4 separate regions of the Mus musculus genome follow, and all the other regions are linked to region 2. Evidence: chromatin loops called from intact Hi-C (ENCODE). Cell type or tissue: heart. All regions are shown on one strand.

What was found. Hi-C counts contacts between places; a loop is a spot of excess contacts. Peaks named below come from ENCODE experiments on the same cell type or tissue, not always from the same donor. Only the 100,000 strongest peaks of a DNase experiment are listed, where the experiment ranks them.
Region 1: a loop joins it to region 2, with 2.4 times the contacts of the local background. A loop is called at or near these places in 8 of 42 quality-filtered maps.
Region 3: it touches region 2 in a loop (2.5-fold over the local background); 3 of 42 quality-filtered maps call a loop at or near these places.
Region 4: it touches region 2 in a loop (2.1-fold over the local background); 2 of 42 quality-filtered maps call a loop at or near these places.

What each region holds. Positions count from the first base shown.
Region 1 is chr6:135,309,851-135,317,850 of GRCm38, reverse strand. Pbp2 (phosphatidylethanolamine binding protein 2) reads left to right here and starts at 7,467. Exons shown (of 1, transcript NM_029595.3): 1 at 7,467-8,000. The coding sequence starts at 7,504. It overlaps Gm36640 (a long non-coding RNA gene), which reads right to left. Exons shown (of 4, transcript XR_378071.3): 4 at 3,852-3,935. Gm36582 (predicted gene, 36582) reads left to right here. Exons shown (of 4, transcript NR_157238.1): 2 at 2,014-2,114; 3 at 3,190-3,297; 4 at 3,446-5,696. In heart, no CTCF peak of the experiment used is centred here; a DNase peak (open chromatin) is centred at 3,680.
Region 2 is chr6:135,365,201-135,373,200 of GRCm38, reverse strand. The region is part of intron 1 of Emp1 (epithelial membrane protein 1); the gene reads right to left. Among named protein-coding and RNA genes, the nearest start is that of Emp1, 6.3 kb to the right of the region's middle. In heart, a CTCF peak has its summit at 3,543 (motif pointing right); DNase peaks (open chromatin) are centred at 2,160, 3,340 and 4,750; H3K27ac peaks cover 1,526 bases.
Region 3 is chr6:135,001,701-135,009,700 of GRCm38, reverse strand. No RefSeq gene overlaps it. Among named protein-coding and RNA genes, the nearest start is that of Ddx47, 5.9 kb to the left of the region's middle. In heart, no CTCF peak of the experiment used is centred here; no DNase peak of the experiment used is centred here; H3K27ac peaks cover 497 bases.
Region 4 is chr6:134,979,084-134,987,083 of GRCm38, reverse strand. Apold1 (apolipoprotein L domain containing 1) reads right to left here and starts at 5,083. Exons shown (of 2, transcript NM_001109914.1): 1 at 5,055-5,083; 2 at 248-3,502. The coding sequence starts at 3,499. The coding sequence ends at 2,759. It overlaps Gm36428 (a long non-coding RNA gene), which reads left to right and starts at 3,439. Exons shown (of 3, transcript XR_003956531.1): 1 at 3,439-3,946; 2 at 4,690-4,947; 3 at 5,029-5,186. In heart, CTCF peaks have their summits at 2,009 and 3,348; DNase peaks (open chromatin) are centred at 3,373, 5,243 and 5,673; H3K4me3 peaks cover 2,877 bases; H3K27ac peaks cover 2,083 bases.

The sequences.
Region 1 (8,000 bases), 55 kb after region 2:
AGTGGGTGAGAGCTTCAGTGTGGACTCACTCGCCTTCTTGCCTTAGGCCTGGAGCTTGTTTTCATTCCCAGCACTGCTCAGTTCTTCTGTGGGGCTCTGAGATTCTCTCTTCAAGATGTGTCCTCAACACTATCTTATCTATAGAGGCCAATGACAGACTCTCGACAGAGGCCACAAGGGAATCTGAGCTTAAAGCCAGGACCTCCTATACCTCCTCTCTTACTAGGAATCTCAGGAGCAGGCTGGGCATGATGGTGCATGCCTTTAATCTCAGTACTTGGGAGGCAGACACAGGCAGATTTCTGTGAGTTCGAGGCCAGCCTGGTCTACAGAGAGTTCTAGGACAGTCAGAGCTACACAAAGAAGCCCTATCTCAAAAGACAGACAGACAGACAGACAATCAACCTTAGGAACAGCACAGAGTGTGGCTTCAAAATATATGCATGACAGTCTTAATAAGAATTTAAGGCCATCCTGGCTACATGAGACCCTGACAATGTCACCACCACCACCACCACCACCACCACCATCACCACCATCACCATCAGCACCACCACCACAATAATAATAATAACAACAGCAACAATAACAATTACTTGAAAATATAGCACTCAAATATTCCAAATTTTTAGCTTCTTTTAACTTTGGAAAAGTAACATTTTTCTGTATCTTTCATGTTCATTTTAAATATTCAAATAGTACTTTTCCCTTTTTTTTTCTCTGAATGTCTATTGCATTTCATTTGTTTTAGCTTTTCTGATTTTCTCATCAAATCATTAAAACTTTTTCCATCCTGCTCGATGGAATCTTGATGAAGTTTCTGCGTCTGAGATCATTTCAAAGTTGCTCTTGATCCAGCCAAGTTCACTTAATGATCTACCCTCTGCTGCTTTCTCATGGATCAGACCATCTTTACTTACGTCGTTAGAAGCACACTGCTTTCTTAGGGAACAGACAGTTCTCTTGGGCTTCCTTGGACAGATGGCAAAGCAAGAACACTTGCTTGCTACCTGAGCAAGAGGACCTGAGTTCATATCCCAACACTCTCATAACAAGCCAGGTATAACCCCAGTGCTGGGGCAGGCATGCAGAGGGGCAGAGACAGGAGGGCCACTGGGGCTGGATGACTGAAGTATAACTCCACATTTGGTGAGAGGCTGTGTCAGGGAATTACTGTGGAAAGTGATGATAGAGCAGGGTAGCAGAAGTCCTCCTCCACCCTCCATATGCCCACCCATGTGCACAATGTGCACATACCACACCACACACACACACACACACACACACAACATATATATATATATATATATATAAAACGGAGAAAGAACATTGAACCAAGAGGGGAAAGGTAGAAAGCTCTGAGACTACAGGTCCCTAGGTGGCAATTTATTTGTTAAACTTTCAGCTACTCAGGCAAACCAGGCCCAAGTCTACAGATGCTGAAAGCAACCCTGAGCACATACTCAGGAACCCTTCCAGGCCACCCACAGGAAGCTAAGACTGTGGCGTTTCTAGGAGTGGGAGTGGAGAGCTATGAATAATAGCTTCTACATTCAGGAAGTGGGAAAATAAAATTTCCTACTTAAGATTTGAGGTAGAAGTAATGGCCCATTGTGTTCTGTGTGGGCTCTGTATGACAGTGGAGAATCCTAAGGTCTGGTGTAACTGTATGGCAGAGGTCTTAGTTGTTTAGCCTTCACTTCTCTGTGTAGGGATGTGGGAAGGGCACAGCCAGCCTTAAAATATTAACATTCTACACAAGTTTACAAAGGCAGGGAAGAAAAATGAGCAGGAAGGCTAGGGAAAGAATAAAGCAGGGGAGAAATGGGAGGGGGGACTTCATTTCAGTGTGTTTAATTTTTAGAATAAATTTGCCAGAAGAAGGAGAGGATATGGGTTATAATTTGATTAAATTTAGACAATAAGGACAATTGGGTGAGAAAGAGGCCACACATGACAAGAGCAACTACATCACTGCATAAGGCAAATTCTCTGACCTCCCCTTGCCCTCAGAGGAACAGAACTTTCTACTCATGGGGCAAGAGCCTGCACCATGATGGAGCCGAAGGCAAGCTAGGCCTTCTGAACAGGTCCAACCTAAAGGAGCCTGGAAGGTGAGAATGATTCCACAACAGAGAGAGGGGGGAGGGGGAGGAGGAGGGGAGGGGGAGGGGGAGGGAAGGGAGAGGGGAGGGGAGGAGGAGGGAGAGGGGGAGGGGGAGGGAGAGGGGGAGGGGGAGGGGGAGGGAGAGGGAGGGGGAGAGGGAGGGGGAGGGAGAGGGGGAGGGGGAGAGGGAGAAGGAGGAGACAGGCAGAGATAGGCAGAGACAGACAGAGACACAGAGACACAGAGGTCCCTGAGACAGGGAGACACAGAGAGTGCACTGAGGACCAAACCCTAGGCCTTGAGCTTGCCAGGCAAGTGTTCAACCCCTGAGCTCAGTCTCTGTCCTCTATATTCCACCCTGAGATTCAAGAGCTCTCTGAGAATCCAGACTCGATTCTCATCTTATCATAGCCTCATCTTGTAGTCCCCAGGCAAGATTCCCAGTCTTTTCATTAACTTCCAAAGGAAGTTTCCAGGTAATCCTGTTAGGATGGCCACCAGGGCCAGTAAAATTATTAGTCGTACTCTCCCCTAAGAAAGAGCAGATTTGCTGTTAGTCAAGAGAAAGCCATGGCCTCTGCAGCAGAAGAAAAGAGAAAGTGAATCAGAAGGAAACACGGAGAGCGAGCCAAGGTATCTAAAGCCAGCTTGCAGCCATGCACGACGGTAGATGGAAGATCCCCTTTCATGGGGATGAGGGCACCGCCTACCTGCCAGGGTCCCACCAATAACTAAGACTCATGAACAGTTCCAAAAAATGAATAAAATGGTAAGCAATTTGTTTTGTGATTAACAAGGTTTGATTTAGTTTGGTTTTCTACATGGGCACTGATCTACATCACTCCAGACTCTCTCCCTATGGAACTCCCCTTATCCTAAATCACACACACACACACACACACACACACACACACACACACACACACACACACACACACACACACTTATATGTGCAAATCTGTATATATAACCTACTAACTTCATGTAGTTTTGCTTGAACGTGTATGCGTCTGGTGAGGACCACTTGGGATTGGACAACATATGTGGGAGTTTGTCCCAGAAGGCAACTGGTTCTCTTTCAGCAGCCATTGGTCATCTGAAGCTCTTCATCTTGGGATGGAACCACGTGGGATTTGCCCTGTCTACACTGGCGCATCTACTAGCATTGTCATTTTGCTGGTCTTGATCAGGTAAATGATTTATAAAGCATGAAATACCTTACACAGCTGTGTGAATCAGCTGGGACTAAATGAGTGCGGACACTTCCTGAGGGTCCCCTGGAGATGATGTACCAGACTTAGAAAGTTAAATGAAAATTCATGGCCAATTTTTTCCTAGATGTCCAGAAGCTGTGCCTATAAGTGTTCTGAATTCTACGGGCTGCCTGCGAAAGGACCCTAAGCAAAAGTCGCCAGGAAGCAGCTAAAGTGACCCTTGAGGCTGGCCTCTAGGAGCTTTGAGTGCTGTGTTTCTAAGCCATTGGAATGGGAGGGAGAGGTGACTGAAAGGACAGGGAGCTTGTGGATCATAGACATCTGGCTACCACACCCTCATCTCCATCCTGTCTGAAATCGCACCCCTGGGGCTGGCCTGAAGCACAGCCCAGACAAGCGGGGGTATAAAGTGCTTCTCCCGGGACTCACCCGGCACGTCCGTCCATCCTGGGCTTGTTTTCTCTTCTCTGTGTTAATTTTGCAGCATGCCTTTCAGCTTTGAGGAGATAAAGCCATGTTGACTTCACAAGCAAGTCCAAGAAACCAAAGAACTCTGGGTCTTGCTCCTGGTAAACTTTAGAGTCACGGCTTCCCCCTTGGATCTGCTTTTTCTCCTGTCAGTAAATGAAAATAGAGACACAAACAGTCTCAAAAATATACCTTAAGGGGGCTAGTAAGGTGGCTCAGCAAGTAGAGGTGCTTGCCATAAAGTCCAGCAACCTGAGGTCAACCCCTAGGGCACACATGGTGGAAAGAAGTATGCAAACCAATAGTGTCACGGCTCCATAGTCTGGTCAAGGGGAAGGTTTTTATTGTAGATATACGAGAGAACAGCCAGAAGCATCGGAAAGAGTCCAGAGCAGAGAGAGAAAGAAGTAGACTGAACATAGCCAGAAAACTGGACCAGGGCACGAGAGAAACAGGAGCACAGCAGAGAGAGAGAGAGAGAGAGAGAGAGAGAGAGAGAGAGAGAGAGAGAGAGAGAGAGAGAGAGAGAGAGAAACAGAGACACAGAGAGAGACACAGAGAGACTATCACAGAAATTAGCAGAGTTTTAAAGAGTAGCTGAGGGGAGCCAGTGAGCTGGAAAACTTTGGGTAGGAGAGGAGGCCAGAAGAGCTAGGATGCTAGCATGGACCTTCTAAGGAGTAACAGTACTTGTGATACTGAAGGATCCTGGATGACTCTGTGAGAGCTCTGAGTGAATAAAATAGTAAATATGAACATGTCACATCTCGCTTTGCACAATCTAGGTCAACATTAAAATGGATATTGAATATTTACCTAGCAGGTTAACATTTACCAAGTGTCTTATATTTAATGCCCCAGTTCATAATGAAAGCTTCCTGCAGGCTAGTGCTAGCCAGGCTCTAACTGGTTCCAAAGGATTGGCATCCTTGGTATTGTTGCCCTTGGTTAGCCACTCCACACTGTAGGGCTGACCTGTGTAACCAATAGACTCTGCAAGAATGAGGGGTACAGTCCCCAGGATTAGACTGTCATGAACATTGCAATTCTCACCTCATTCTGTCTTGGGTGACTCCCTCTGAGCAAGATAGCTGATGTCTGTGAGTACTTCAAGCTCCCTCGGAGAAGCCCACATCGTGATAACAGGCAAGAATAGCTAGAAAGAAGAGCATCCAGTCCCCCAGGGAGTCTTTGGATACCTGCACTCACTGCCAATCCCATTTGGGTTTTTTGCTTGTTTTATATAATGTCTTTATTGAAATATAATTCACATGCCATATAATTCAGCCACTTAAAAGGCACAGTTGATGGCATTTTAGAACAGTTACAGATACACGTAAGCCATCAACACCTGTGCCCTTTAGCTGTCAGCTCCTCATTTCCCCGGCCTGCGTCACAAAGCAACCACCGAACAACTTCTAGATTCATCTCTGTCGATTTGCCACTTAGATATATTTGAAGAAGTGGATTCCTTTAGACTAGGTTTTTTTTCTTTTCAGTTTATTTATTATTGTATGTTTATGTGCATGATTCAAGGAGGCAGAGACTTACATGCCACGGTGTGATTGGGAGTCAGAGGACAGCTTTATCAGCCTTCACTCTCCCACTCTAGGTGGGTTCTGGGAATGAAACCTGGGTCACTAGGCTTGCCTGGGAAACACCTTCACCCACTGAGTCTTTCCCCTGGGCCAGGGTGTAGTAGTTTCTGACTGACGGGTATTTACCGTTATGTTTGCAAAGTCAGTCTGGGTTATAGCATGTGTCAGAACCTCGTTTCCTTTCATGGCTGAATAGAATTCTGTTCCCGTTGTTTATACGTGTATTTTGCTTGCCCATTCATGGACATTGGGTTGCTTCCAACTTTGGGCTATTGTGAACACTGTTACTATAAACACTGATATACAGGTTTTTATGTGGGCATTTATTCTGACTTCTCTTGGGTATATATCTAGAAACTGATGCTGGGTTGTAAAGTAACTTTTATGGGCAGTCACTTGAGGAGCAAACAGTACTGTTTCTCATCTTCACCAGGTCTCTGAGGGCTTCTATTGTTCCACATGCCCAATGGTCCCTGTTGAATTGGACTCTCTGTCCTGGCCACCCTGTGTGGATATGGCATTGATTTGCTCTTTCTTAATGACTTACAACGTCTACCATTTCTTCATGTTCTCTTGGCCGTGTGTATATTTTCTTAAGAGAAATGTCTACTCAAAGCCTTGCCCCATTATTTAGATTAGTTGAAATGTATCATTAAATTGTAAATCCTTTATAGACTCAAGATATTTCCCAAGTATATGATCTGCAAAAATGTTTAAAAATCCACTTCATATATCACCTTTTCTTATATTTTAAGTACTTGAAAAGGATATTTAATGTGGATATTAAGGGAGGGGGTGTTCTACTAAATATGTGCAGAGATCGGAGAACAACCTGTGGGAGTTAGTTCTCTCCTTTAACTGTGTGGGACCCAGGGATCAAATTCAGATACTGAGGTTGGTTGCAGACACCTTTACCTACTGAGCCATCTTGCTGGCCCATCCCAGCCTCTTCTCATCATTAATAATAATACTTTGGGCAACACAGAATATATTTTAATTTTAATGAAATCCAGTTTGTCTTTTTCTTTTATGGATCATATCTTGGTTATTTTATTTGATTGCTTTTGATTTGTTACATTGCTTTATTTGTTTATTTGGTTGGTTAGTTGGATGGTTGGGGTGCACAAGTGTGTCGGTGTGTGGCTACGTGGGTGTGTGAGTGTGTGCGTGTACGAGTGTGTAAGAAAGTACATGTGTGCATATATGCAAAGCCAGAGAACAAATTCTACCACATAGGGCCTAGGTCATGAGGCTTGTCAATGGGCGCCTTTATCCACTGAGCCAGCCCACATTTCAGTGTTATAGCTAAGAATCCATTACCAAATCCAAAGTCATAAAAATTTAGCCCCGTGTTTTCTTCTAACAGTCTTTTAAACTCTTACATTTAGGTCGCTGACTTGATTAACGCATTCTGCTTTGATTAACTTCTATCTGGTGCTAGGTTTGGGGCCGACATTACTCTTTTGCCTGTGAATGAATGTCCAATGATTTCAGAACCAACTCCCCTGTTGAGTGCCTGCCTTCATGGTTGGAAAATCCCTTCACATGGCTGTACATCTGGATGTACTTGCTCAGATCCCTCATACTATGTGAGTCTGCAGTGTCTCCATTAGTATGGTTGGTGCTCTCTTTAAACTAGAACACGTGGGCATCTTCCAACTTTTTTTTTCCTTTTACCACGATAGCTTTGACTATTCTGGCTCCTTGCAAATCCATCTTTACAAATTCTAAACTCAGCAGTTTCTACAAAGATGCTGCGATTTGGACAGGACTTTCATTGAATCTACACACTATCTTAGTTAGAGGATATTAATGTCTTGTTAATTCCCAAGTCTTACCCACAAACATGGAGTGATTTCTCTTTATTTATTTAGATCCTGTTCAACAATATCTTGTACTTTTCAAACTATGGTTTTCATAATTTTTTGTAAAAATTTGTTCTTGATATTTTAATTTTAGCACTAAAAAAAAATTTGAACTTTGGGAGTCATTCATTGAGGTATATAAAAATACAAAACTGTGTGCTCCCGCGGCTGCAGAGCTTGTGTGGTCACGGCCAGTTCTCAGCGCAGCACGCGCCTTCAGCAGCACCCAACCGCCACTCCAGCCTCTCACCATGCCTACAGACATGAGCATGTGGACCGGGCCGCTGAGCCTCCACGAAGTGGATGAGCAGCCCCAGCACCTACTGCGGGTCACCTACACCGAGGCGGAGGTGGAAGAGCTGGGCCAAGTGCTGACGCCCACCCAGGTTAAGCACAGACCCGGAAGCATTTCATGGGATGGCCTTGACACAGGGAAACTCTACACCTTGATCCTCACAGACCCGGATGCTCCCAGTAGGAAGAAACCCGTGTACAGGGAATGGCACCATTTTCTGGTGGTCAACATGAAAGGCAATGACATCAGCAGTGGGAACGTCCTCTCGGATTACGTGGGTTCCGGACCTCCCAAGGGCACTGGCCTCCATCGCTATGTCTGGCTGGTGTACCAGCAGGACAAGCCACTGAGATGTGACGAACCCATCCTCACCAACCGGTCTGGAGACCATCGTGGGAAGTTCAAAACTGCAGCCTTCCGCAAGAAGTATCACCTGGGAGCCCCGGTGGCCGG
Region 2 (8,000 bases):
CAGACTCTTAGCGCCAAGTACAGCTGGAAATCACCACGTAGCCCAAACTTGTGGGAATTCTCCTGCCTCCTTAGTGCTGAGCTAACATCCTGAGTGTATAGAGCTGAACAATTCGTGTGAGACTGGGTGGCACCCTTACAAATGAGAGCGTCTCTATGGTTGGCAAGACTATACAAGATGCTTCCTAGTACTGTGTGTGTGGGTTTGGCTGGCTGAAACTAGTTTAAACAGTTCTGGAGTAGGGATGAGGGGTACCTAAGAGAGCCCGTTACTGGGAAGAAACGACCAATAATGGCTCAGCTACCATTTCTGCCTCTCCCTGGCTTCCTGTCTTAAGCTTCACAGTCACCTGGGAGTTTCTACCTGTGTTATCTTGCAGTGGGTCCCTATCCTGCCGGCACTGTCAGGACCCTAGCCTGGATGCTGATGTCAGCTCCTCCCAGGACACACTCTCTAACCTCCCCCTCACCATGCTCTCTCTGTCCTGCTATTGGGTTATCTGGCCATGGCCTTCCTCAGCCTACAACCCTCATCCCCCTACCACAACTGAGACAAGCACCCGTATCCGGGAAATGAGACTCCAGACAGCTGCCCACGGAATCCTGGGAATTTGACTTCCAAAAATGAAAGCTACTTTTATGTCCTTCCCCTAGTAACTACCTATTATTTTTTCTCACCCAGCTCAAATCCTGCCTCCTTCTGTCCGCAGGGCTGAAGTTGATGTTTTTCCTCCTGTTATGTTACGTATTCTTAATAAAAGGCCCTCATGGCAGCCTGCCTGATGACAGAGTTCTTTATGGACCTGCTTGGCTCCCCCACCCTCAGGAGTCTGAGTTCCTAAGGGCAGACTCTATGACAGGTACCAGATAAACCTAGTTAATGAACAAATAAATGAACTAAAGAGGGCAATATTTCCTTCACTGTGGAAAAATAATGGCAGAGTGGCTGAAAGACACAGAACACCTCCTTTCTCTTCTTTCCATTTTTAAATCTTTATTTTATGTGTGTAGGTGTTTTGCCTACATGTATGTCTGTGTACCATGAGATGATGCAGTACCCATGGAGGCCAGAAAATGATGCCAGGGCCCCTAGAACTGGGATTACAAACAATTATGGACTACCAGCAATGTGGATGCTGGAAACTGAACTCGAGTCCCCTGAAAGAGCATCCAATGCTCTTAGTCAGTGACCCATCTCTACAGAACTTCCTTTTTTATTTTAAGGTAGCATATACTTCAGTCCTCTGTCACTTTTATAAATTATTTGTCATATTGCTGCAAGTTATGGGTTGGGCACCTTATTATACACAAACTTCATATTATTTCATTTCCACTTAACTTTTTGGTATAGAACTTCCAAGCTAATGGAGAGCTTTAAGATTTGGTTCCAAAGCCATGAAACTCATCTACAAACTCAACCTGAAAATCTATGCAAATCATACTTAAACTCAACCTGTCCTTGGGAACTATCCAAGGCCCTGTTAGAAAAGTCCTGCCAACAGTACATACAGCCCACAGAATGTGAGTATAATTCATTTGGTAAGAGCGAGTGCTTGCCTATTCCACATAGAGTGGAACATACCTTTAATCCCAGCATTTGGGAGCCAGAAACAGGCAGAGCTCTGTGAGTTCAAAGTCAGCCTGGTCTACTATACATGAAGTCCAGGATAGCCAGAGCTACATAATGAGACTGTCCAGAGATTCTTCCTAGAGCCTCCTCTGTCCTTCCATTGGCCAGTGATGTTCTAGCAAAGACATTCCCACCTCCTGCTGGCTAACTGCAATTGGAGTGAAGGCTTTTTCACCCCATCTGATCCAAGACCTGGTACTTCCTGCAAGGCAGGGGGAAAAGAGGAAAGACCAAGTCGCTCTTAAAGGGATTGGGTCAAGCGGCCTTCATGAGTCAGCCCTGACTGTGCACATCTTCTTCAATGTGACATTTGAAGTGGATCTGAGGCTCTCTGTGTTTCTTAAGAACACTGCAGGGTGGCACGGAAGTCTGTCTACCCTCCTCCATGTCAACACCATTCTTGCTGTGCTTGGGGTTCCAATGTGTGTGCGTTCCCATTGAGGGTCATTTTAGTTGGCAAAACAGATGCCCGTGGGACAAAAAGCAAATAAGCAAAAGGAAACTCTGCCCTTGGGGAACGGTGTGGAGGATGTATCTGGAGGATGGGAAGGCTGTGATTGAAGGCAGGCTGGTGGATGGGGCCTTGGGTGAGCTTCCCTGGCCATTGTTGTTGCTTTTTATGTCATGTGTACTTTTCCATCCTCAACATTGTTTTCACGCACAGATGGAAAGGGAGGCATGCATCTCCGTGTGGGAAACGGGATGAGGGGATCCTTAAGGGCCAAGTCTTCCTGTTTCTGCATATGGGATGCTCGGACGTGGAAAGAAAACACTGTGGGTCGCCCTTTGATCTGTGTAGCTCACACTAGGGATGACACTTCAAGTAGTGGTGGATTCGGTGCCTGTTAACAATTAAGCAGGGAAAGACACAGGGGTCTGGGTGATTCGGGGAAACAGCTGTTTCTTTGTAGTCCTGGGGCAAAGGGGCTACAAAGGTGGCCTGTCATAAATGGGGCAGCCTCTTTGGAGCTAATCCCACCTGTGCCACCTGCCACATGTGGTTAGAATATAGAGTAAAGAACAGCAAATGGGTTAGAAGGGAGAGGAAGAGGAAAGGAAAGACAGAAAGAGATAAAGAAAGGAAGGAAAGGGGAAAAGATATGAAAAATAAAGGAAATGGGAAGGAAATGAGGAAAAGAGGAAGAATAAGTCAGAAAGAAAAAGAAAGAAAGAAAGAAAGAAGGGAGGGAGGGAGGGAGGGAGGTAGGTTGGGAGGGAGGTCTAATTAGAAGGTGAGCCGGAGTCCCACAGCATTCTTGTCTGGCTAATGGCCAGAGTTGAAAGATTTTGCAAAACCTGTCTGCTTGGTGAAATCTAGAGAGGCAGAGTCCCAAGTGACAAAGAACAGACTCTAAGTTCAAATTTCTTAAGGACCTCATAGGCTTAGCATGAGCATTGAAGGGTCCATGCCTAAGACAAAGCAAGCCAAATGCTGTAGGTCATATTTATTCATTGGTGTAACAGAGAAAGGCTCAAACGAGGTGGTCACAAGGCTTCTCTGCAGCCTGAGAGCCGTGGACTATGCAAAGGCAAGCATATAGCATGAATATTGTTTTTGCAGATGCATCCAGAGACGCCCCACCCTTGTCTCTCTCTCTCCCTCCCTCTCATTTCCGCTTGTCTTCCATTGTGTCCATGGAGTGGGTGGATCTGGACAACATCTGCAAAGGCTGGAGACAGACCTCGGCTGTGAGGCCTGATTTCAGCCCACACCCTCTGGCTGCAGCTGGCCAGTGTCGGGAAGGATGTCTCCTGGGTGAGGACAGAAGCTTCTGCTGCCTTCTGTTCCCGACAAAGGAGAAGTACTCCTGCAGCCAGATTGTCTTCCAGGGAGACATTGCCAAGATAATAACTAGGGTTTGGTAAGAAAAATCAAGGTGTGGCTGGGCCCTAGAGGCTTCTGGGTGCATCTGACAGCAGATGGCAGTAACATGCTTCAACCAGCAAAGGCTGATGGAGCTGGAGGACTGTGCAGAGCAGGGGCACCCAAGCATGCTAGGTGGGCGCTGGCTTGGTGCAGTTTCAGAGATGGCAGCTACTTTGTTTTGAGAGATACTGGGGTCTCTCAGTCATTTGACCAAGACCTCTGCCTCCCAGCTAGCAGAGAATGAAGCCACTGTCTTGGATCTCCACTCCAGCTTGGTTTTCTGTCTTCTATCTGAGGTGTGTGTGTGTGTGTGTGTGTGTGTGTGTGTGTGTGTGTGTGTGTGTGTGTGTGTGTGTTTGAGTCTGTGTGTGAGTGTGTAAGTCTGTGTGCATATCTGTATGTGGGTGGGTGTATGTGAGTGTGTGTATATATGTGTGTGAGTGTGTGTATGTGTGAGTGTACATGTATATGTGTGTATGTGAGTGTGTGTGTGAGTGTGTGTGCATGTGTGTATTGTGTATGTGTGTGAGAGTATGTGTGTATGTGTATTTATATGTGTGAGTGTATGTGCACATGTGTGTATGTGTGTGTATGTATGTGAGTATGTGTATATGTGTGTGTAAGTATGAGTGTGTATATGTGTGTGAGTGTGTATGTATGTGTGAGTGCGTATATGTATGTGTGAGTGTGAGTGTGTGTGTGTGTATGTGTGTGTAGCAGCCAGAAGACAACCCTGGTGTTATTCATTCGAAGTTGTCCTCCAGCTTGTTTTTTGTTGCTGTTGTATTTATGAGATGGGGTCTTAGTGGCTGGGACTTCAAGACTCAGTTAAGCTGACTGGCTATGAGCCCCAGGGAGCCTCCTGCCTTCCTTCCCCATAGGTGAGATTGTAAATCCAGCCACACCCGATTATTCATGTGGTCTTTGAGAATCAAACTCAAGTCTTCTTTTCACGCAGTGAGCTCTTTACCCACTGAGCTATCTCCCCAGCCCCCCCCCTTTGATATTTTGACACTGAATCACTATGTAGCCCCTGCTAGCCTCAAACTCACAGCAATCCTCCTGCTTCAACCCTCCCTGGTTTTGGGACTAAAGGCATGTGGCACCACATCCCGCTGTCCTCTGAGGGTTTGACAGTTACTGGTGGCTCTGTTCCTCCCACAACTTTCGAGCCAATCAGAATTGGACAGCCCCTCAAAGTAGTCCCAATGCTCTAAACAAAGGATCTTGCAAAGACCATTGCTTTCTCCTGTCACACTGCTCTCTATGGTCCAGCCAGAACAGACAGCTGGCCCTGTCAAAGCCTTCCCTGCCAGCCCTGAGACTGGTTTCCACACTCTCAGCGCTGGCACATTCCCCTCCCTATGGGAGTTCAGGGAGCAGCCCTGAGCAGAGGGAAGCTCCTGGCCTCCACTGCATGGCTTTGCCAGGCCTCTGTGAACGCGCCTGCTTAAGCAAAATTCACCGTTGCAGTTCAACAAAGCTCTCTCCTCTTCCTTCTCTTGGACCCCAAGGGAAAGAACTTAGGTTTCTGAAGGCAGAAGTCTAAAGTCTAGGGCCTCACTAGGCTTGACTCTCTCATCTGAGAGGAGAGGCGCCGGAACTCTACCTATAAAACCCAATGTCCCCAAACATGCAACAACCGCGCCACAACTAAGAAGAGAAAAGACTTCCATGGAGGTCTGAAAACCAGGATTTTGATCCAAGGCCTATCCTGGGGCAGTGAGAGCAGTCAGTCATGTCTCCCTTTCAGGTTCACTTTCTCTCTCTACTTGGCTCTCTCTAGACCTTTCTGTTTGCTCTATCCCCCAAACACAGTTTCTGTTCTCTCCCTCTCCCTCTCCCTCTTGCTCTCCCTCTCTCTCTCTCTCCCCCCCCCTCTCTCTCTCTCTCACCCTCTAGTTCCCTAACCTTCTTTTTCCTCCCAGTATGCCCTCCATTTGCTCTCATCCACACCTGTGCCTGTTCCCCCTCCTCCAGAGGAGGGGAGTGTCTTACCCAGGACCAGCTCAGTTTCTGAGCCCAGTTATGCTCCTAGTGAACTGATGTGTGCACAGACTCCTCCGGAGATGGCACCCTTTGTTTGATAAGCCAAACATCTTCCTTCTTTCCAAGCTCGGGTAATATCCAGGGCTATTTCAGGTGAGTTCTTTAATACTGTGCCCAAGGACTCTTGGATCAGGTAGGGCAGCAGAAGCCACCTCCTCATCCCCTGACCCCTGCAGCTCTTGTAATTGAATGCAGAGCCACGAACACGCTAGGCAAGCATACTGCCAGTGGGCTGTATCCCTAGCCCCTGGTTTGACTACACTAACTTTTATGGATTAAGTTAGCCATTAGCATGGACTCAAAGGACTGCTTAAAACTGAAGTGGTAAGGTCCTAGATTTTTCAGAGCCTTGAGTGTCTTGCTGGCCAAGTTGTTTCTTCGTCCTTTCTTAGTGAGTTAGTTGCTTCTGATCACAGGGAAGATTCGAGACAAGATCAGAGCCCAACGTTGCTACTCAGTCATCTCACATCTCCCCCACTATTACCGACACAGTTTCAACATGTGCCAACAGTGCTGTGTAGTGCTCCATGAAAGAGACTCGGGAAAGTTGGAGTCAGTCCAGTCACAGAAGATCAATTGTCTTGGCTGTGAAAATACTCTTTCTGAACAGGGAAGAAAACATTGATAACCCCCCCAAGACACACACACACACACACACACATATCAATTTTTTTGCTTAAACGGAAGGCTCAGAAGCAGCAACCGTCATGTTTGTGTTTTTCTTTTTCTCCTTTGCTGTCAGGGAACCCACCAGTCAAATTGAGGGATGCGTTTCACAAGTTAGGGTACCAGGGACTGAAGTGTTTCAGAGTCTTCTTGGGGACTCATGTTTGGGAGATGAGTGTTCGAAAGCCAAGGAGATCCCAACTAGACCCACTGCACATTCTTTGGTTCTGGAAAAACAAGGACAACCCAGAAATTCAGTCACCTGAGATTATTCCAAAACAAGACTTAAGTCCAGATAATTCTAGTTTAATGGTAACCAAGAAGGTTGCTGGCTATCAGACAGCTTGTGTTTCAGGGGTCATGTTGATTTCACTATGACCGGTAGATATCAACATTGGATGTGTCATCCCACGTGCATCTAAGAGTCCTAGAGTCCTCTGAGAGTGTATGTTGCATAGCTATGTACACATACATAGCGAGTTACAGACATGACAACAGTCATGGGCTTAGAAAATGAAATAGCTCAGAATCAATCATATAGGAACAAATGGTTTGACCAGGCGGGTGTCTTAATATTTCAAAAATGTTCTTTCTGCATCCCCACACGCACCAGCAGTGGTGGTATACACCCATAACTTCAGCATTCGGGAAGAAGTGTGGAAAAAAGTTCTAGGCTCCAGCCTGCCATTCACGGAGACACCCTGTCTCACAACACAACACAGCTGAGTATAGTACCCGATGACTTTAATCCCAGAACTCAGGAAGCAGAAGCAGGTAGATCTTTGTGAGTTCAAAGCCAGCTTGGTCTACATAGTAAGTTCCAAACCTCCAGGGCTACACTGTGTGATTCTGTATTTGAATAATAAAAGAATAAAGCAAGATCATATGGGCAATGCTATCCCATGGAGCCATACTGATTAATGTTAAGTAGAGATGAAATGTCTAGAGGGACAGGAAGTGGAGCATTGTGGGGAGGGGGCAGCAGTTGGGGGGAGGGGCAGCAGCAGAACAGAATTGAAAAGCACCTCCCCTCCCCACCCCACCCACACACACACACACCCAGGGTCATTTCAGGCCTGCAAAAACAAGAACTTTCAAAGAAGCCATTTTTGCTGAATTTCAGAAACTCTGTCTGGTATGATTTACTGTCTAGAAAGAAGGGTGGGTGTGAGTGAACGTCTGAGGCACGTACACTCTGGGTGTCCCCGCCCTGCTATCTTAAGGAGCTGTGAGCCACGGGACAACCATCCATTCATAATGATGTAAAAGTTAGATTTCTGCATATGGTAAGATAATAAGATTACCTTCTTTTCTTTTCTTTTTTCATCTCTCTCTCTCTCTCTCTCTCTCTCTCTCTCTCTCTCTCTCTCTCTCTCTCTCTCGTCGTTGGTTTGTTCTTGAGACCAAGTTTCACTGGTTGGCCTCAGGCTAGCCTTGAACCTTTAGCAATCTCCTGCCTCAGCTCCCTAAATCCTGGGATTACAGGTATGAACTACCATGTCCAACATCTAAATTTAAGATTCTATAAAAAGCAATGAAGAAGAATAAGGAAGGAACCCTTGGCCACATCCCAGGTGGAGACCCCTTCAGGTTGTGTGGAGGCTACAGAAAATCCATTTTTCCATAACAGAAATGGGCTTGGCTTTCCTGCTCTTTGGTCCCAAAGCTGTCTAGAACCAGGCAAGAGGCCCTGTATTCCCAACAGCTTCCACAGACTCTTTCCTCCGGGCTGGAGACCGGCCTAATCTTGTTTCCAGAGGAAAGCAAAGACTGCTGAGAAAGCCAGCCA
Region 3 (8,000 bases), 360 kb after region 2:
TGTAAATATCTGATATGCAGGATATCTGATATGCAGGATATCTGATATGCAGGATATCTGATATGCAGGATATCTGATATGCAGGATATCTGATACGTGACCCCTGTGAGAAGGTCGTTCAACCCAGAGACATAGGGTTGAGAACCACTGCTTTAGAAAGTGATGGGTTTTTTTCTCCGCACATTCCTGAAGAATAGTCTGCGTCCTTTGGTTTGGTTTGTTTGTTTTTCTTACATTTCACTCCAAGTTAAAAAAAGGAAAGCGCCTTCTGTATAAAATAGGCCATCCCAACATGGATTCTACCAGACAGTCATAGCACACGGTTGGCTGGCAGAAAGCCAAAGGCATTCTGGCTCTCTATTTTGCCCTTCCTGTAACTACCTTCTATTTATTTTATTTTACTTTATTTTATTTTATTTTATTTTATTTTCTCCAGCATCTCATGTAGCACAGTATGTTCTGCCTCAAATTCCCTGTGTATCAGAGGCTGACCTTAAGCTCTTGATCCTCCTGCCTCCACCTTCCAAAGGCAGAGAGGACAAGTGTGCACCACCATGCCTGGGAACTAGGCCATTTAAAGTGTCCCTGTATGTGAAACACACTCTTGGAAGGAGGAGTTGACTTGTCCTGAAAAAAGTCTGATCTCCACTATAGTGAGGTCCTTCCCACCTCTTGTCACTGTTACACAGACCCGCTAAGGAAGTCATTCTTCTTACTTGACCAGCGAAGAACTTGAGTCTCATAGGAAAAGAGCTGTGTCCAGGATCATGAAGCAATGTGATAAGAAACAAGTCCAGAATCCAACCTACTTGAGGTCCCAACACATGACCTTACTTTTTCCTTTATTCTCTCTCTGTCTCTCTCTCTGTGTATGTCTCTGTGTGTGTGTCTCTCTCTGTCTCTCTGACTCTCTGTGTGTGTGTGTGTCTGATAGAGTCTCACTCTAGATAGTTCTAGCTATCCTAACACTCACTCTATAGACCAAACTGCCCTTAAACTTGCAGATAATTCACAGAGACCTCCCTAGTGCTAGGATCAAAGGCCATCACATGCAACACCAGTAAGCTTTCTGAAGTCACCTTTACATTATCAAGACCAGCTTCCATCTGCCCAGCTACACTCGGAATTCTACTAATCAAATTCTTCTCCACAAACCAAGAGGGAGCCACCATAGCAGTTACATTTTCTCTGGATGAACTTGGATTTCCTTCAAGAGAATGGAACAGGGAAGTGAGAACAGAGGGCAGCTGAGGTGTCACAGAGCCCAGAGGCCCTAGTGGGAACAAGTGGACAGGCTGTCAACTTAGATGCATCATTGAAAGGTCCCCAAATTTCAAGTCACAGAAAAGGAAACGAGCACTCATGAGATGTCTGAAAACTGGCTGCTGCCTTAACACCTATGAATAGTATAAGATGCTGGGCTTGTGGCATCACAGGTGCAGAAAACAAGCTTTCCTATCTTCACCCCATCTTACCCTTCCTCACCTGGCCCCTGACTCCTGGATAACACTGACTGCTGCTTTAAGAGAACTGATTTACTTGCTGTTGATAAAACTCCGTAAAAACTCCACGTTCATGCCTGTATTCCCAGTTCTTGAGAGGCAGAGGCAGAAAGATCATGTGTTCAAGGCCAGCCTATATAGAGAGACTCTGTCTCAAAAGAAATAAACTGGGCCTGGTACTGCCTGCCTTTAAAACCAGGGCCCAGGAGGCAGAGGCAGAAGTAGAGGCAGATAGATCTTTGAGTTCAACGCCAGCCTGGTCTATAGAGAGTTTCAGAACTGCCCTGGATGCATAGCATAACCCTGTCTCGGGGGCCTGGGGAACTTCTCCATTTTAGTCAAGCAAGGATTCTTTTTGTCTATTCTTGGATAATTCAGACATAGGCTATTTTTAAGACTTCCTCAAGGCACCCAGGGCCATATGGTACACAGTGATGACAGCATCTCCGTGTTCTATTCCCTGGCCTGTGACCTGAAGACAAGCCTTAGGCCTTCAAACGGCACTTACCCTGGGACAGTGTTTTTGTTGAACTAGTGGGGTGAACACAGATGTGTTCCAAAGAGCAAAGCCCATGTCAGCCCACGGACAGTGTCGCGTGCCTTAGCATTCCCATAGGCCTGGAACAGCTAGGATATTTATATTCTGGCCACGGAAACAACAGGGCCCCATTCTAGAAACTGAGCCCTGTCATATCCTGTATTTTCAGAACAATAAGGACGGTTAGAAAGGAAATCTAAATAAAATTCTGACACCGATATAGGGCAAAAGCAAGCCTGAAGTGATACATCAGAGGCAAAAGTGGTTGATTGTTATCTTGTTCCGAAATTTTTTCATGGCTTCAGACATGTGTTCATGTGCTCCCTCTGTCACATATATAAAATGTATAATTAATATACATGGTATTAAATATATAATATATTTAATACATAATATATACCATTTAAATTTGGGTATGGCAACACATGCCTGTAATCCCAGCACTCAACAGGCCGAGACAGAGGGATTGCCATGAGTTCAAGCCAACCACAGCTATATGGTGAGACCTTGTTTTAAGGAGCCAAAATATTTTAAATTCTTTTCAAAATAAAATTTCTGTTTTACAACTGTAAAAAACAAATATAGCATTGTATTTTAGAATTATTTCCTTAATTACCTTAAAAGTTCATTTTTACTACTGTTCCTAAAAGACATTTAAAGCTTTTTTTTTAGTAGGTCTGGAAAAATAGGCCCCCCTCATCTACAGAGGGTATGTTCCAAGAACCCCGATCCCAGTGAATGCTAGAAACCACGGGTGATACCAAACCCTAGAGATGCTGTTTTCCCTCATGTTAAAATTTAATTTACAAACTAAGTCTAGTAAGATATAGGCAGTAACTTTTACAATTACAACAATATAGTGTAATAAAAGATAGATGGGCCAGGCAATGGTGGTGCGTGACTTTAATCCCAGAGTTGACAGAGTTCAAGATCAGCCTGATCTACCAGAGTAAGTTCCAGGACAGCCAGGGCTACAGGGGAAAACTGTCTCCAAAACCTATATAGATGGATGCACTGTCCCCTCCCCACCCCACCCCCTCTCTCTGCATCCTGTGGTGAAGAAAGATAACAGTTAAAGGAAAGACCTTGGCTTTTCTTAGACATACTGCAGTATGGAACACCGAAAAAAGTGGGGGAAGGGATACTTCAGGTCTCAAGCAGCAATACTGAGCAGTGCGACTTCCTCATGCTGGTCACAGCGGCACATCTGCTGTAGATGGCTTATGTCTGGAATGCCCCACTTAATATGATGGGGCTACAGCTGGTCATAGGTAGCTAAAGTCAGAAAAGGCAGAACTTCTCAGAAGGCTGAGGTAGGAAGGCCAAGCTTGAGACCAGCCTGGCCTGCACACGGTGAGACCCTGGCACAACAGAGAAAGCGTAGCTGGGATTGCTAGGGGTGCCGCATCTGCACTGCAGGTGCGTGCTTAGCATTAATGTGTTGGAGGGGCAAGGTAGGGTGAGGTCTGCTCAGGGCAGACATGCTGGATTGCTGTGGCACTGTAGTGTATTGGTGACTCGTGGACCAAAAGCAAAGGACTCCCAAACTTAGGGACAGTCGTTCTGGCCCAGAATGTGCACAATCTGCTGAAGTCTGAAGTACATTCTCTCCCTGCTTCTTCCTCCCTCCTCCCCTCCTCCCCTTCTTCCCTCCTTCCCTCCTTCCCTCCTTCCCTCCTCCCCTCCTCCCCTCCTCCCCTCCTCCCCTCTTTCCTCCTCCCCTCCTCCCCTCCTCCCCTCCTCCCCTGTTAGGAGCAGGTGTGGCGGCAGTCCTAAAGGCGCCAGGGACTGTAGCTAAGTCGTATGACTTGCACCTGACTTCCTCATATAAGCCACAAACATCTTGAGTGCTGCGCAGGTGTACCAGGATACAGGTGAATCCAATTTGATGGAGATATGCCCCTGCTGCCCTGATTAGCTGAAGCTGCGTGCCTGGTGAGGTGGCGTGGCCTGCTGTGCGTGGATGGGAACTGAGAGTATAAAAGAGTGAGAGGCCCGGGTTAGAGAGAGGATTATTATTCGAGAGAGGATTGTTATTATTGGGAGATATAAACGAGGGAGAGATATAAGCAGGGGAGATATAAACAAGGGAGATATATAGAGAAAGAAGAAATAGGACTGAATAAACGTGTGCAGAAGGATCCTGCTGTGGCGTCGTTCTTGCTGGCGAGTTGGGGGTGCGCTCGACAGTTGGTGCCGAAACCCGGGACAAGAAACATCTTCAGGCAAGAGCGAAGACCCCCTGCTACAGGGAGGATTCAGAACTGCATCACGGGGAAGAAGTGGTTAATAAAAGTTCCTGTAAAACAGACTGTTGAGAAGGATCTGGCGTGGATTCAGAACTCTTCAGCTGGGGAACGGTACTGATGAAGAGAAAGAAGAAAGATGAAGACTGAATAAACTGCTGTTAGAAGGACTGGTGGTCGCGTCGTTCTTGCTGGTCGAGAGCAGGCGCGACAATTGGTGGCCCGTACGGGGAACCGACTCCCCCATCGAGTTCAGAACTTTCAGCAGTCAGTGGTTGCTGGCAGGGTAAGTTCACGGTGAGTGAAACTTGCAACCCCAGGAGTTTGGGAAGGACCTCGGATAAAATAGAGGCGAATATAAAGTTGCCAGGAAGTAGGCTTTGGGACAAGTTAAGGTTCCTGGTTTTGGGATAAGTTAAGGTTCCTGGTTTGGGGACAAGTTAAGGAACTATGATAACCTCAGTGTAGTGATCAATAGATCCTCGCTGTGTAGTTATGCTTTTTTCTCCCATTGACCCTTTGTGGGTAGGTCTGATAGTTTTGGTCTTGTTTGTTCTGATATATGGACTCTGTTACTGTTTGAAACTGTGTGTAGAGGCAGTCAAGACAGGTCAGAAAATCCTTACAGAGCAACAAGAAAGTATGTCGGAAGAGGAAAAGGGCTTAAAAAGAAAAAGGAAAAAGAAAGGAGACACAGTGTTATCAGGTGGTCAGGAAGGACGAAATAAAAGAGCTGAGGTGGAGGAGGAAGGCGAATTAGCTTTTGCGCCGCCTCCCTATGCCTCCTCAGCAGCCACCTGTAGGTGGACCTTCTGTCCGGATATTTGGAGAAGATCGACCAGATCTGGTGTTGACTTGGGCGAGAAGGTCTGTTTGTGTTTCCACAGGACCAGACGGAACCTCTTTGGGTGCTGGAGAGATTGGTGAGACGCTGCAAGAATGAGGCTCGTGATCCAGTTGCCCCTGTGGATGTGGTGGATGATCCCACAAGCACAAAGGATGGAGCCAAGATGAGAGATCCTTTCGGTATTCCAGAAGCCGATACCAGCTCGACATGACATTCAAATTTTTCCACGCTTTTTGATCCCTGAATTCCTCTCTGGCTATCTATCCCTTGCTTCAGAGAAGATGAGTGGGGATGAGAGCCCTGGGATGTATGCTTGTTATAGTGTATGTGTGTTGTGTGTTTGGCACATGTGTTAGGTGCAGAGTGTGCGGGTCCTACACTTTCGCCATGGTAGCGTAGGCTTTTGCTGCAGTGGAGGCAGGACAATCTCCTCAGATTTGGTTTGCCGCTCTAAAAGAAATTATGCTGCGTTATGCCGTGGGGTGCGAGGCTAAGCACTGCACAGAGGATAGCTTGCTGTTGGCATCCTGTGGAAGGTATGTCTGATTGCATGAAGGTTCAGTGTCCTAGTTCCCTTCCCCCAGGAAAAACGACACGGGAGCTGGCCAAGACCTCTCTGGGTGATGAGCCTAAGGGATGGTTTTGTGTAGGGCCCCTATGCTTGCACACTGGGGATCAGACCTCTACCTTCACCCATGAGGCTTGCTTGCAGCAATTAAGATCTGGCCATAAGTTAATTAACATCCTGGCCTTTTGATGCACCTGCCGCAAGCAAAACAATCTCCCCAGGAGTGGCTTGGCATGATTGAGAGGTAGTCAGTGATAAGACTCCCTGGGCATGTCACCAACCTAAGACAGGGATCAAACCAATGCTGTTTGTCTCCCAAAGACAGGTAAGGGGCATGGTTGCGAGGGGCTATCTACAGACATTCTCTCTGCCAAAAAAGAAAAAAGGGGGAATTGTTAGGAGCAGGTGTGGCGGCAGTCCTAAAGGCGCCAGGGACTGTAGCTAAGCCGTATGACTTGCACCTGACTTCCTCATATAAGCCACAAACATCTTGAGTGCTGCGCAGGTGTACCAGGATACAGGTGAATCCAATTTGATGGAGATATGCCCCTGCTGCCCTGATTAGCTGAAGCTGCGTGCCTGGTGAGGTGGCGTGGCCTGCTGTGCGTGGATGGGAACTGAGAGTATAAAAGAGTGAGAGGCCCGGGTTAGAGAGAGGATTATTATTCGAGAGAGGATTGTTATTATTGGGAGATATAAACGAGGGAGAGATATAAGCAGGGGAGATATAAACAAGGGAGATATATAGAGAAAGAAGAAATAGGACTGAATAAACGTGTGCAGAAGGATCCTGCTGTGGCGTCGTTCTTGCTGGCGAGTTGGGGGTGCGCTCGACAGTTTTTTTTTTTTTCCTTCTTCTTATAATATAATAATGTCAGTGCCATCTTATAATGGCAAATGTGAGGGCGGCTCCTCACACTCCCCTCCTCCCCTCCTCCCCTCCTCTCCCTCTCTCGTTCCCCACTCCCTTCTTCTCCCCTCCCCCATTACTCTCTCCCCCAGATGTACCTGTTTATCTTTCCATGAAGAAATAAATCTTAACTATTTAATAGCACAGGCCATGAAGAACTAAAAATTTTCAGGGTTGATCAACACTTTGACTTTATAACTGTGAATGTCGAAAATGCCACTTCACAGAAATGAGTAGTACAAACCTGCAGGAGTCTGCATGGGGCCATTTCAGAAATTATAGGACATTCTTTTCCAATCCCAAGTCAAAATGCATGAAATAATCTGTTATGAAATAAAAGTCAGTTAGTCTGTGATTTTAAACATCAAACTTTCTAATACCGGATAATGTAAAGATATAATGTGATACTGTATGCTGATGAACGACAATAGGGAAATAGAAGAGTGTTTCCCCTATTTAAACCAACATTTCTGTTAGAGCAGAAGGTTTTGAATATGCATGGTTTGTTGGTTTTTATGTTTTGTTTTGTTTTGTTTTGTTTTGTTTTGTTTTGTTTTGTTTTGTATTTCAAGACAGGGTTTCTCTGTGAAGCCCTGGCTGTCCTGGAATTCACTCTGTAGATCAGGCTATCCTCGAACTCAAAGATCCCCCTGCCTCTGCCCCCTGAGTGCTGGGATTATAAGTGACTGCCTGGAATGATTTTACTGATTTTAATTATGTGTTTGTCTCTGTATGTTCAGGTGCTTGAAGAGGCCGAACATGTCAAATGTCCCTGGAGACGGAGTACAAGCAGCTGTGAGCCCCATGATGTGGGTGCTAAGGAGCCAACCCAGAGACTTTAGAAGAGCAGTGTGGTGGTTTTGAATATGCTTGGTCCAGGGAGTGGTATGATTAGGGGGTGTGACCTTGTTGGAGGAAGTGTGTCACTGTGGGGGTGAGCAACGAGATCCTCCTCCTAACCACCAGTCTTCTAGTGGCCTTCAGATCAAGATGTAGAACTCTCAGCTTCTCCTGCGCCAAGCCTGTCTGGATGCTGCCATGCTCCAGCCTTGATGATAATGGACTGAACCTCTGAACCTGTAAACCAGTTCCAATTAGATGTTGTCCTTATGAGAGTTGCCTTGGTCATGGTGTCTGCTCACAGCCATGGAAACCCTCACTAAGACAATCGGTATGTGCTCAACCCCCGAGCCATCTCCCTAGCCCATATTTTGTCTTTTTTTTAATTCTCCAAGGTGTTTCAGACAGCAGTTCACTGGCACTGTGTGTCAGAACAGCGTGCTCAGCACATGTAGTGTGAACTAGCAGTAATGTGCTCTTTGCTGTCCTCACTGGGGGAAGCCACACAATTTGTCATCAGATAGAAAATACCTTTAGGTTGAGGCCTGT
Region 4 (8,000 bases), 390 kb after region 2:
AGTTCAGAAGAGGGTATCCCCTGGAACTGGATTCACAGATAATTGTGAGCTGTCATGTGCGTGCTGGGAATGGAATCCCAGAACTCTGTGAGAGCAACAGATGCTCTTCATTGCTGAGCCATCTCTCCAGCCCCCAAACTTTATCAGAGTTTTAAGATGCAAACCAAATGTGGTCCCTTTACTGTGAAACAAAACAATCCAGGTGACTGTAAAACCAAAAAAGGAACACAAGAACACCCCAGCATTTAGAACAAACATGTATTTTCCAAACCCTAACATTTATTTCTCTCTTTTCATTTGCGCCACAAACCCTTTCGACCTGCTTGCTTATAGAATGACGGTCGAAAGGGAAAACCCACTCCACTGTCCCATGAAAGAAATAAACAATTTGTCTCTAGGATCAATTGTACTGAACTTTGCTAACCCCTGGCAAATCCTCCAATTTTCACAACATGCCTACACATAAGAAAGAGAATGACCAAGCTAATCCCTCATAATACAGACAAACAGCGAATTATTCAAATGTGCTTTCAGTTTTTGTTGTTTCATTGTATTTTTGAGATGAGGTCTCATTGTGTAGCTCGGGTGCCCTGGAACTCAACCTCTAGACCCTTCTGCCATCTGTGGATGGAAAGTAGACACTCTCAGATGCGCACACAGCAGACCACTGATAAAACCTTCAGAAGCTTAGTACTTTGCTATATACTCAAAACATTCCCATTTTGGGTTATATGGAACAGGTCGGTAATGGAGGAGTATAACCCGAGACAAAGCACCAATGCATGACGGCGTCAGGGAATGGCTTCAGCCGGATGATGGAAGGAGAGCCTGAGGTATACTCCAGTGCCCACACAGGCAGTCTAAAAGTGACAGCAGTTAAAAACAAAACAAAACAAAAACAAAAACAAAAACAAAAAAAAAACCCAAGCTGGGCATGCTGTGTATTCCTTTAATCCCAGCACTCAGGAGGCAGAAGCAAACTCTGTGAGTTTGAGGTCAGCCTGATCTACAGAGTGAGTTCTGGGACATCCAGGGCTGCCTAGAGAAAGACACAGTGTCAAAAAAAAAAAAAAAAGCCACATCAATGTCAAATTAAATCAGGATATACGCCAACTACAGTTTATAGGAAACAAAAATAAATATAGAAAGAGCACCCCTCCCCCTCATGCCAAAACATTTCCTCAGACACGTGGCCATCACTGGGAATCATAGGGGCTGCGCAAATGTATAGCATTAAATAATTTAAATATACAGCCAAGGTTTCCTGGGTATGGTCCCAAAGACTTTGCAACTCTTTCTAAAGGATAATTTAGGAAGATATTGAATAAATTAGAAGTACTTTCTTAAGCATAGATAGCAGGTTTCTTACAGCCCCAAAGTCAAAATGTGACAGATCTCTATCATAACACAATTTTATAAAAACAGAATTTCATAGGACAGGTTTCCAAGGTCTAAATGTTTCCTTCATGAGTCTCTATTCCTCCACTCCTGAATTAAATAGGTTTTCTTTTTCAAGTCAAGTGCTTTCTGGCAAAGTACCTTCAGGACACACAGGCTTAATCATTCATATATTCCACAATTCAAGACTCCATTTACCAGTTTAAAAATCAGTTTAGTCTCTCTCTCTCTCCTCAGGACTCCCCCATCTTACTTACAGGGATCGTGCCAAACACTAGAGAGTCCTCTCTGAGGGAAAAAGACTCTAGAAATCCAAACCTGACCTCCTGGAAAGAGCCTTAACAGACTCCCTTCCTATTCAGACCCTTAATATTCTTATTATTTTCTAAATGCTATAGTTAAATAAAATCAAATGTAAATAATACACAGAAATTAAATAACTAATTTTAAATAAATAAAGATATGGTGTCTGGAGTTTTCAGAGGATAAAGAGGTTTGGGGTTTTTTTTGTTTGTTTGTTTTGTTTTTATTTTTTGTTTTTGATTTTGTTTGTTTTTGCTGGTAACTTCACATTACCTCTGTACCAGTCTCTACATGGAATGGGCAACACTGCCCTCTAAAGGGTCTGTGCTGCTCTGTCTTCTAGTTTACAGGGGACAGAGTAACTGGCTTTACAAGCACACAGCATAGTCTTTCTTGGGCTGCTGGGCCAGTCTTTCCTGGACTTTCTGAGAGTGACTCTGAAGGTCCTTTCTTATCTCAGGGCTTCACAACAGGGTGTGTTCTTACCACCATCTGTGTCACTGAACAAGCCAAGTCTCAGCAAGAGAAGGTGGCTAAGTCACACGACCGGTGGGGGACAGAGCCTGTGATCAGTCCAAGACTGTTTAACTCAAAGGCCGTTGCTCTCCTCTTTGTGGTCAGTTATTTAAAATTGTCAGGGACTGCATCTCACCCCTCCCCCAGCTTCTTTACAGAAGTGAAGGCGGGTGAGTATGTTGGGATTAAAGTGACTCTTCGGGTGGCTTTCCCTCTCAGGGTACCTAGAGGTGTGAATTTGAAGCCATGCTGGGAAAGTATGCAATAGTCAGATTTGGTCTATGAGTGGATAAACTGGGGTGGGAAGAGCAGAGCAAGTCAGCTCCGCGGCCCAGGTTGGGTCTACAATCCCTACAAAGACAAAAAGGATCACATACTCAGTTGGGATTACACAAGCGAAAAGTCCTTCACACACACAAGGAGCTAAGGACTGACGGAAGCCCTGCAAGAAGAGTTCCTATCATCCTTTGCACTCCACCCATGTAGCACTTCCCTGTGGATGCTACGACTCTAGAACATTCCATATAGGTAGAGGATGCTCTTAGAAAAACAACGCTGCGTCCAGATCAGTGGAGATCCTGAGGTTGTGGCCACGGCCGGCCTTGGTGCAGAGCTGGACCCGGGACTCCAGCTGCTCACTAAGTTCATCCAGGGCGCCAGTGCACGACTCCAGGCTCTCTGACAGTTTCTGAATCTTGGCCTTCAGGACGGCCTGGCTCACTTTGGTGGCCCCCTCGGCACGTCTGGGGATGAGGAAGCCACGTGAGCCGAAGAAGACGATGAAGTAGACAGAGTTGTAAAGGGCCATGGAGGCGTCCCTCCCGCTCTGCAGCAGCTGGCGGTCCCTGCGTCCCTGCCACTGACAGAAGAACTCCAGGCAGCTCAGAAGCTCGCGCATCTGGTCCTGGCAGGTGGCGGCGATCTCCTGCACCCTCCGCACCTCCCGGGAATTGCAGAAGATCAGAGAGAGGTCGGACGTGATGGTGACTGCCCCTCCGGCGGTGGCCACCCCTAAGCCCACGGCCGACGCCACGAGCGAGGCTCCCAGGGTGACCGGGCTGAGTGACAACCCCACGATGGCTGCCAGGGCACCAGCGGCGCTCAGAGAGCTGCCCGCCACGTTGGCCGCCAGGGAGCGCCTGCGTAGCCGCTCCAGCCTCCGGGCCACTTCGCGCAGGCGCAGCACTTGGCTGTGCAGCCGGCCACGGCGGTCCAGCAGCAATCCTTGGAAGCGCCGCAGCGCATCGGCGCCCTGCGGCTCCCAGGCCGCCCGCTTCTCCATGCCCTGTGAGGGACATAGACGCACAGTTAGCCCGAGTTTCCGCACCCGTTGCTGCCCTAGGCTAGAGCTGCCCGGTGCACTCTCTAGAGAGTCCTCAAATAATTAATAGACTTTATGCTGGGCGTGTTGCCTTAATGGTAGATCACTTACCTAGCGTTCAACCCTCAGACTCAATCCACAAGGCTGCCGAAATGAATACACGAATAAATAAACCACTCAGGACTGGGAACAGGGAGGTAGGTTACTACTGGGTTATGGGTCAAGTTTCCAAAGGCTCTGGAGCCTGGGACAAGTCACACAAGTTCCCAGAACCCGTTAACTGTGCGTTCCAACAGAGATTATGCTGTCTTCTGCTTTCCTTCCAGGGAACAAAATCTATGGACACCATCCACAGATTTAAATAAAGGTTTAAACGGGAAGGTGGAGACTATTAGAAAGCTGCTCCAGGTAAATGCTCTGAAAACAGAGACTTTGCTCTGTTTTCAAAATGACACTTGGGCTGAGGATGCAGCTCAGGGGTAGAGCCATTGTCTGGTGTGACACCCTATTCTATTCCCCAACTCCTGACAAACAAGGACCAATAAAAAGAAGAGAACACCTTAAAAGTAGCAAACCGTGCATGTAACGTAACAAAAACTTTTCATTATGTGGAGACTTGTGTCCTAGGGACTCAAGGTACTTGCCCCCCCCATTCTCATTATATCATTATATTCTCTCTCTCTCTCTCTCTCTCTCTCTCTCTCTCTCTCTCTCTCCTTCTCTCAATGTCCCTGTCCCTCTCTCTAATCCTAGCACTTGGGAGGCAGAGGCAGGATCATTGAGAGTTCAAGGCCAACCTGGTCTAAATACTGAGTTCTAGGCCATCCAAGGCTACATAACAAGAATTTGTCTCAAGGTAAAAAAGAAAAGGTGCTAGCTAGCAGCTCACTGGAGGCTTCCTTGGGTCCAGATGGACTGAAGCCAATAAAAGGTGACTAAGGGAGAAAGCTGAATGTACCAGGTTCATCTGTAAAAGGCCATCTGTCCTGGTAATGAGGGAGCCCCATTTTCATACACACTGTACTCTCCACCAGTCAGAACTTCTTAAAGGCACCAAATAAGTCACTGAAAGAGCATGTCGGACCTGAACGAGCAGGGCAGAAGTTATTTAATTTTTTATCTTTCTCCATTTGTTTTTGTTGTTTTTAAAGACAGGCTGTTACATAGTCCAAGTTGACCTCAAACCCCCGATTCTCCGGCCTCCACCTCCTGAGTTCTAGAATTCCAGGCTTGCATCGGCATGCACAGCCAGAACTCATTGTCCTCGGTTAAGATGAAGGCCTTTAGAGACCGGCTACCAACAGCTGATGTTTCTCAGTGCCCCCAGAAGAACACTGGTCTCCTGACTCATAGGTCCTACAGCTCCTGGTTGACCTCCATGATCTAGCTGACCAGTAAGAAGTTTTCAGGTAACAAGAAGGTTGGGAAAAAGTCACTCCAAATACATGACGCCTCGAGAGTTGACCCCGATATCACCAATCCCATTGCAGACACATCCCTCGGACTCCCCACTTACCCTTCACTCTGGCCTCCAGGAAGAAAAGTGGGAGACTGTTTCTGGACGAGCATACTTTATAGCTCCCAGGAGCCAATGACGGCTCTGGGAAAGCCTTGTCTCATTCTGAGAAGCTGCTGTTTCCTGCCCTGACCCCTGCTGCCTTCGGCCAGGATATGACATGTTGGAAAAAGAGACGCTGGCAAAGCACGTCCCGTATTTAGGAAATGAATATTGTGTGTTCGCTTTCCCCTCCAAACGCAGGAAGAGAACCACAGGCTCTTCCCCAACTTGAAACAAGTGCTGTCATCTCCCAGTGGGGATACCCTGCCTTTCCTCTCCTGAGAATAGCTACTGACGCCATCGGGGGAGGCTTTCCCACATGCCCCAGGCTGCCCAATTATAGTGTTTCTTTGAGAGGACTCCATCAGAAAATCATTTTTAAAAAGAAATAGGAGGGACCGGAAAACTTAATTATGATCGATACAGCCACTCATGGTCCTTTTCAAAGAGCTTTGTGGGGATGTAAGTAGCTGAAGCATGTGACCCATTAAGGGAGGGCAGCCAGCACCAAGGAGCGCCTAAAATTCAAGACCACGCCCACAGGAAGTGCTGCGTGCAGTTTAGGGCATCTCCAGCTGTGGAGAAGACACAGGAGGTCTCAAAAAGGGCACACTGCGGGGCCAAGTGCGTCAGAAAAATCACTGGGGTCAAGCTGCACACCGAGCTAATTATACACTTTCCATGGCAGCGGGGAGATGATGGCTTCCGGGGTTTTCATATGAAGCGAGGACTGTAGCTTGCATCATGGTTAAATGAGTGGATTCTAGCTACAGGTTCCCCAGCAGGGTCTGAAAAACAGTTATCTATTACAGAGCGTGCAGGCGGGGAAATGAATGTAGCTTCTTTCTGTGCCTTTACCCAGACCAGATGGCGATGCACCCCATAGCTATCCCTGAAGCAGTTAGGGTGGGGGTGGGGGGAGGGGAGAAGCTGAAGCTTAGTTGGGAAACCCAGTCTCACCAAAGGACCCCTGACACCATCGTCAAAGGCCAAACTGGTTTTCACCTAAATGATTCATGTCTCCAGCTGGAGGTGCAGTAGACTAGCACGCGGAGGCCCTGGATTCTAACACTGGCACCCAGAAACCCATCACTGTGGCCCACCCCTGTAATTCCAGCACCAGGAAGTAAAAGCTTGAGGGTTAGACATTCAAGGTCAGCTTCGGATTCATAGCTAGTTGGAATCCAGCCTGGGCTACGTGAGACCCTGTTCCCAAAACGAAACAAAAGTCCCCCTTATTCATTTGGAGTCTCTTGCATCTGTTCAGTGCGGTCTCACTATGGAGTTCTGGCTAGCCTAGAACTCATTAAGTAGATCAGACTGGCATTGAACTTGCCTCTTGCTCTGCCCCATTTGGAAAGTTTCAACAGCTCTATCATTGTAGAACACAATTAAGCCCCTCACTTTCGTATGGATAACCTGTCTTTACCAGAGCAGTGCCACCTGCAGCACACCCTGCTGCTCTTGACCTTGATCAGTCAGAATTTAGTCCACGTCCAAGTGTTCTGGTTATAGCTCCTACAGAATAGACATAACCGAGCAGAATGGCCCCAGCGTCTACTTGTACTCTTGAGATAAGAGGCAGAACGGCTGGGCATGGTGGCACAGGCCTGTCATCCCAGCACCTGGAAGGAAGCATCATAGTTTGCTCAAAGTTCAAGGTCAGCCCGAACTGGAGAGCAAAACCTGGAAGCACAGGGGCCTGAGTCTAATCCTCAGGACCTACATTTAAAACTGCCAAGTGTGGTGTTGCTGGTCGAGCAGCCTAGCTTACATCACAAGCTCTATCTACTCCAACCACAAAAGGGCAGCCAGCACATGAGGAACAACACTCAAAGCCATTCTCTTACTCCCACGTGCATGTACACACACACACACACACACACACACACACACACACACATATATAGACAGGCCCAGCACACTGTTGGTAGGTGCCATTCCTGTGCAGGTCCCTGGTCCATGTGTGTGTGTGTGTGTGTGTGTGTGTGTGTGTGTGTGTGTGTGTGTGTGTGTGTAAAGGGCGTCAGGGGTGAAGAAAAGGGTTTATTTTCCTCATAGCATTGAGGTTCTGGCTCATGACCTGTTGTTAGCCCCATTACTTTGGGCACATCAGGCCAGAGGTGTGTGGCAAACTGTTCCTACCTTAGGAAAACAGAACAAAACACAGAGGAAGAAGAGGGACTGGGTTTTCTATGATAAGCACCAGCTGGCTCCTTGCCAGCAGGTCCAGGTGAGAGGAGAGGGGCCTCACTCCTGCCGGGGTCTCTCTCCGGGGCTGAGCTGGATGGCGAGTGCCCCACGGTCCAAAAGAAACACACCAAGCCAGGAGCCTTATCAAAGCAGGAACCAACTTTATGGCATCAGTGTCTTCCTTATATAAGTTGGGAACATAGGGAGGGGGATTTTTGGTGGGGTAATGTAGTGGCTATTCCTGGTTGTCAACTTGACTATATTTGAAATGAACTACAATCCAGAATTGGAAGGCTCACCAGTGACCCTAATCTGGAGGCTGGGAGATAGAAGATTCTGATCTGGATCTTGGTATGGAGATCTTGAGGCATAGTGGCTATGGATTCCAGAAGATTAAGACAGGGAGATCTCTGAGTTCAAGGTCATCTGGAACACACCTTCAATCTGGGTTACACCTTCTGCTGGAGACCATACAAGGACATTGGAAGAAGGGAGTCTCGCTTTCTCCCCTTCACCTGCTTGCCGTGTGGGACTGAGCAAGCCAGTGGAAGCAAGCCAGTAAAGAACATCCCTCCATGGCCTCTGCATCAGCTCCTGCTTCCTGACCTGCTTGAGTTCTAGTCCTGACTTCCTTGATGATGGAAGAGTAAGCTGAATAAACCGTTTCCTCCCCAACTTGCGTCTTGGTCATGATGTTTGTGCAGGAATAAA